Linked DNA regions of Homo sapiens: region 2 is linked to region 1. A link is a contact called in ENCODE Hi-C data. All regions are on one chromosome and are shown on one strand. Each heading gives the region's core, a stretch centred on a gene start or an enhancer-like site at or near the end of the contact. The rest is flanking DNA. Distances are from core to core; before and after follow the strand shown. Region 1 overlaps RNGTT (RNA guanylyltransferase and 5'-phosphatase). Region 2 has its middle 55 kb from the start of AKIRIN2.

Region 1 (2,918 bases), core at 143-2,642:
AGAATAGAGAGCCCAGAAATAAATCATTGCATATATGGCCAAATGATTTGCCACAAGGGCGCCAATACTACACAATGGGAAGGGACAATCAATATCTTCAACTAACAGTGTTGGGAAAGCAATATCCACATGCAAAAGAATGAAGTTGAACCCCTACCTTACACCATATACAAAAATTAACACAAAAATAAAGACCAAAACATAAGACCTTAAACTATTAAACTTGTAAAAGATAACATAGGAGAAATCTTTTTTTTGGAGATGGAGTCTCCCTCTCTTGCCCAGGCTGGAGTGCAGTGGCACGATCTCAGCTCACTGCAAGCTCCGCCTCCCAGGTTCATGCCATTATCCTGCCTCAGCCTCCCGAGTAGCTGGGACTGCAGGCACCTGCCACCACGCCCGGCTAATCTTTTTGTATTTTTAGTAGAGACAGGGTTTCACTGTGTTAGCCAGGATGGTCTCGATCTGACCTCATGATCTGCCCACCTCGGCCTCCCAAAGTGCTGGGATTACAGGCGTGAGCCACTGTGCCCGGCCAGGACAAATCTTTAGGACATTGGATTAGGCAATGATTTCTTGTGTGCAACACCAAAATCATAGGCAACAAAATAAAAAATAGACAAAGAGGACTACATCAAAGTTAAAAACTTATGTACATCAAAGGAATCAATCAGCAGTGTGAAAAGGCAGCCTACAGAATGGGAGAAAATAATTGCAAATTGTACATCTGATAAGAAGTTAATGTCCAGAATATATAAGGAACTCCTACATCTCAACAACAATAAACAACCCAATTAAAAAAATTGACAAAGTTTCTTGTATACTGAAGAAAGTATACTGAAGAAAGTATACAGCCAATAAGCACATGGAAAGATTCTCAGTCATTAGTGAAATGCAAATCAAGACCACAATGAGATAGCACCTGACACCATCAGGATGGCCACTATGAAAGAACAAAAAGTTTAAATTAGAGCACAGTAAACAATGGGCGTCAATTTTTTTTAAAAAAAAAAGGAACAAAAACTAACAGGTGTTAAGGATGTGACATTGGAACCCTTGCATACTGTTAGTGAGAATGTAAATTGATGCAGCCATTATGGAAAACAAAGGGGTCCTCAAAAGATTAAAAATAAAATTATGATCCAGTGATACTGCCTCTGGGTGTATAGCCAAAATAATTTAAAACCGGATCTCAAAGAGATATTTTCACACCCACGTTCTTTGCAACATTATCCAAAATAGCCAAGAGGTAGAAGCAGCCCACGTGTCCATTGACAGATGAATGGCTAAAGAAAATGTGGTGTATACATACAGTGGAATATTATTCTACCTTTAAAAAGAAAGAATTTCTGTCACATGCTACAACATGAATAAACCTCAAGGACATTATGCTAAGTGAAACAAGCCAATCACAAAAGGACAAATAGTGTGTGATTCTGTTAATACTCGTATGAAGTATCTAAAGTAGTCAAAATCATAGAAACAGAAAGTAGAAAGGCAGTTATCAAGGTCTGGGTAGAGGGGAAGGGGGGCAATTAGTGTTTAGGGAGTATAGCATTTCAGTGTTGCAAGATGGAAAAGTTCTAGACATACACTTAGCATTGCTGAACTGTACACTTAAAAATGGTTAAGATGGAAAATTCAATGTTTTTTTACCACAGATTTTAAAAAGCAATGTTTCATTGCCTAATTTTATATTTGGTTAACAATTTTACTGATTGTTCTATGTCCCAGGCACTTTCAATTATTATTCTTTCAGTGACCCAGTAAATTAGGAACTTGTTCCCCATTTTAGAAATTAGGAAATAGACACTGAAAGGTTTAGAAACTTATTTCTGTTAGACCTTACATGTGGTATAGCAAAACTGTGTTTACCTAACTGAATGAGTTGTCCAATACTTGCATATACACAGTGTTTCCAAAATAAAAGAATGGGTCCCTAGAAAGCAAGGCAAGAGAATTGAGACTAAAATAATGAATATTTGAGGATAAATTTGGCAAGTTTGCTACTTGGAATATCACTTTTTTGGGCATGTCTAGTTCCAAAACCACTGAGTGTATTGCACCTGTTGGATTTGTTGAAAATGCAGATGGTACAATCAAATGTAAAGGGAAAGGAATATAGTTTGAAAGTTTTTATGAAGACATGTGCTGCCTAATCTGCGAATTGAAAGCATCTTTTAAAAACTTACTTCTCGTCATATTCCTAGGTGGTAGTGAATATGTGGGTAGAAAAATGAGAATGTTTCAGATAATGCTAATGAAGTTAAATGATTGCAGTCTACCATATTGTGAGGAAAAGTTGTTAGCCATGAAAGATGAGGACAGAATTAAAATATTACCATGACTGGCATTTGATTTGAAAACTACAAAGATAAGCTTAGGTTCCTATTTATGAAAACCATTCTCACAGCCCAGTGAAATATCTTTTAAAAGGTTCGTAGTTACCATGGATACTTGTTAGCTTTGATAGAGTATCCATATTCAGTCATCTGAGGTGAAGAAGCCAAAAAACCCATCAACTAATGTCACAAATAGCTTCATCTGTAAATTTGTACTAGTTTGGGGATGGAAAGGCTAAGTTTCCTGAAGATTAGATTGTTGGTTAATTGTCACTGCTTGGAAAGCAAAATATTTAGGATGTACATTGCCTGAATTTGATCCTAGTATTCACTATTGATATGTAACTTTTTCATTTAACTAGTACACGGCATTTCTTAGATTTTAACATAGGAATTTAGATGGTTAGACCTTTCTGAAAGTTGATGAAACCTAGGCAGTATACTCAATTTCTGAAAGCCGTAGAGACACAGACAATATTGAAGGTATTGGTCCCCATGGTAACATATTTGCATTTGGCCCAGCATGGCTGGTTTCTGCCTAGCTTCTTTTAATTGCTATATATTGACAGCCATTTT
Region 2 (2,918 bases), core at 134-2,633, 860 kb after region 1:
AATTCTCTTGCCTCAGCCTCCCAAGTAGCTGGGATTACAGGCATGTGCCACCATGCCCAGCTTATTTTTTTGTATTTTTAGTAGAGATGGGGTTTCACCATGTTGGCCAGGCTGGTTTCTAACTCCTGACCTCAGGTGATCCGCCTGCCTTGGACTCCCAAAGTGCTAGGATTACAGGCGTGAGCCACCGGGCAGAAGTGTATGTTCAAACAAATACATCTTCAGAGTTAACAAAAGAAATATAAGCATGAATTTGCTCATAAATATTTCCCATTTCCTGACCTTCCTATAATTTGGCTTTCACTTAGGTTTTTAATTCTAATACAGAGAGTGCCAGGCACATAGGAAGCAAACAAAAATATATTGAAATGAATGATGTCATCCATGTTGAGCCAAACATATTATGTATATAATTAATAATAGCATGAGTTAAATTAATAAGACAGAGAAATGGTCAAAAAAAAAAAATACCATGGCTGGTCACAGTGGCTCACCTGTAATACCAGCACTTTGGGAGGCTGAGACGGGCGGATCACTCAAGGCCAAGAGTTTGAGACCAGCCTGGCCAATATGGCAAAACCCCATCTCTACTAAAAATACAAAAATTAGCCAGGTACAGTAGCACACGCCTGTAATCCCAACTACTAGGGAAGCTGAGGCAGGAGAATCATTTGAACCTGGGAAGCGGAGGTTGCAGTGAGCTGAGATCACACCACCACACTCCAGCTCAGGTGACAGAGTGCAAAACAAAAACAAAAACAAAAAAGGCCGGGCGTGGTGGCTCACTCGTATAATGCCAGCACTTTGGGAGGCAGAGGCTGGCAGATCATCCGAGGTCAGGAGTTTGAGACCAGCCTGGCCAACATGGCAAAACTCTGTCTCTACTTAAAATACAAAAATTAGCTGGGGCATGGTGGCACACACCTGTAATCCCAGCTACTCGGAAGGCTGAGGCAGGAGAATCACTTGAACCCAGGAGGCAGAGGTTGCAGTGAGCCGAGATCACACCACTTGCACTCCAGCCTGGGCGACAAGAGTGAAACTCCGACTCAGGAAAAAAAAAAAAACAGCATCATAAGCACAGCTCATTCCTAAAGGAAAAGATCACCCCTAATTTGAAAAGGTTTCTGGGCTCATTATCTTACTTTTCTTAGCTCATCATACATGTGCAATGTTTGGCCACCCTGTACATTAATCAGCTCTTACAACATCCCTGTGAAATAAGTAGATGAGGAGTATCATTAGCTCCATGTGGCAGATGGGGCAAACCAAACATGTGGAAATTAAATGACTCACCTAAAGCCACCCAGAAGCCAATGGAGGAAGTGAGATTAGAACCCACAAGCTTCTGCTTTCTGTGCAACCAACCCACAGTCCCCCATTGTGAAGCTGAGCTTGCTCCCAGATTGCCACCTGAGACGCTGGTCCTACTTAGTCACTAATGAGCAACATCCTTGCTCTGGGTGCCAGGGTGGAGAGAGAAGGCACCCGAGCCATGTTTCCTATCCTCAGAGAAAGAAAAATATCCAAACATCTTTAAACTTAAGTTTATTTTTCCCTTCTCAGTACGTAGATAAATAGTAAGTAATTTGAGAAGAAGCTTTATCTTAAAGAAAAATAAGAGATTCAAAGGACAATTGCAATGGGCCTTTTTCAGATTAAAGGGATCTAAAACATTTCTGTTCAATGAGCTTGAAATGAAGTTCAAATTCAGTTCATAAGCTTATCTCCAAATTTCATTTTTTAAAGTACCTCAAACATAAACTCCCACTCAACTCGATCAAAAGCCTCTCCTGCTTCAAGAGACAGAGCAACAATCAGCCCCCTTGTTCATTTAGCCAAGTCAGTGTTCTTAATCAGCATAAAAAACAACAGGAGCCAACGGGTGGTTTTTTAATAAAAAGTGGTTTGATGAGGCTCCAGGCTGGTGGCAGCATTCTCAGCCCAGAAAAATATGAGTCGGGTCCTCAAACACGCAAACAGGCCCAAGAACAGGGACCCACTCCAATAGCCGATATTTATTCAAGCCTCAAACCCTCTATTATGTACTAACTTCCACCTCATCTCCCTGCTTCTCCCTGCTCAGCATTCCACATTTCCCACCCTCGTTTGGATCAAGGTTCAGTGCCCCCTTTCTCACTCCCAAAAATATGTCATTTGGAATTTTCTTCCCTTCCCTTCCCTCTCAGCAATTTGGTGCTAAAGCCTTTAGGTGGGGCAGAGCAGGATAACATCTGTGACTAATGAGGGAAGCCACCGTGGTCCAGAGCTGGGTGTTGGAGCCCCAGCAGGGTGAGAAAAGTGTCTGCACAGGAGGGCTGCTTGCTGTGTGGTGTCAGAGACTGAACAGGATAGGACAGTGTTCCTGCAGGGGCAGCCTGGCTTGGGGTGGCAGAATCCCAGTGGAGTGAAGAGGGTGTCCCCATGGAAGGGTGGCTGGGTATAAAGTTTCAGAGTCCAGGTAGAGTGGGAGGACATTCCCAGGATAAGAGCACAGAAGGAGAATAGGACACTAGTTACAAAGAGGAGATTAGTCAAATAAGTAACTTATTAAGGATAATGAAAGCCAGGTTTCCCATTGTTGGAGGAGGGAGTCACAAATATTGAAACAGAAATCTGGAATGAACCCTGTAGTTGTCCAGTTGAAATTGGAAGTATCTAAATGATGTTATGGTCTTCAATATATTTATATAGATATAGGAATAAATATAGCAATGTGTGCATGCATACATACATACATATTGTAGAAGGTAGAATAGTAGACCCCCAAAGATTCCTGTATCCTAATTTCCAAAACCTGTGAACATGTTACCTTACATGGCAAAAGGGACTTTGCAGGTAAGATTAAGTCAAGAACCTTGAGATAAGGTTATCCTGGATTATCTGGGTGGGTCCAATATAATAACAAGAGTCCTTAT

The links. A loop is a pair of places that touch in the nucleus more often than their neighbours do. Pooled maps may share reads with other maps.
Region 2: a loop to region 1 is called in a map of OCI-LY7, with 5 times the contacts of the local background. The contact joins two enhancer-like sites. A Hi-C loop is called at or near these places in 1 of 168 maps with a recorded cell type or tissue (OCI-LY7), 2 of 37 single-sample maps with no recorded cell type and 1 of 50 pooled maps.

The regions. Positions count from the first base shown.
Region 1 is chr6:88,614,610-88,617,527 of GRCh38, reverse strand. The region is part of intron 14 of RNGTT (RNA guanylyltransferase and 5'-phosphatase); the gene reads left to right. Among named protein-coding and RNA genes, the nearest start is that of RNGTT, 350 kb to the left of the region's middle. Within about 2 kb of position 1,392, at least 3 of the 41 ENCODE cell types and tissues checked have a DNase peak (open chromatin) inside an H3K27ac peak, as active enhancers do; they include OCI-LY7, where a contact is called at or near this core.
Region 2 is chr6:87,755,461-87,758,378 of GRCh38, reverse strand. No RefSeq gene overlaps it. Among named protein-coding and RNA genes, the nearest start is that of AKIRIN2, 55 kb to the right of the region's middle. Within about 2 kb of position 1,383, at least 7 of the 41 ENCODE cell types and tissues checked have a DNase peak (open chromatin) inside an H3K27ac peak, as active enhancers do; they include OCI-LY7, where a contact is called at or near this core.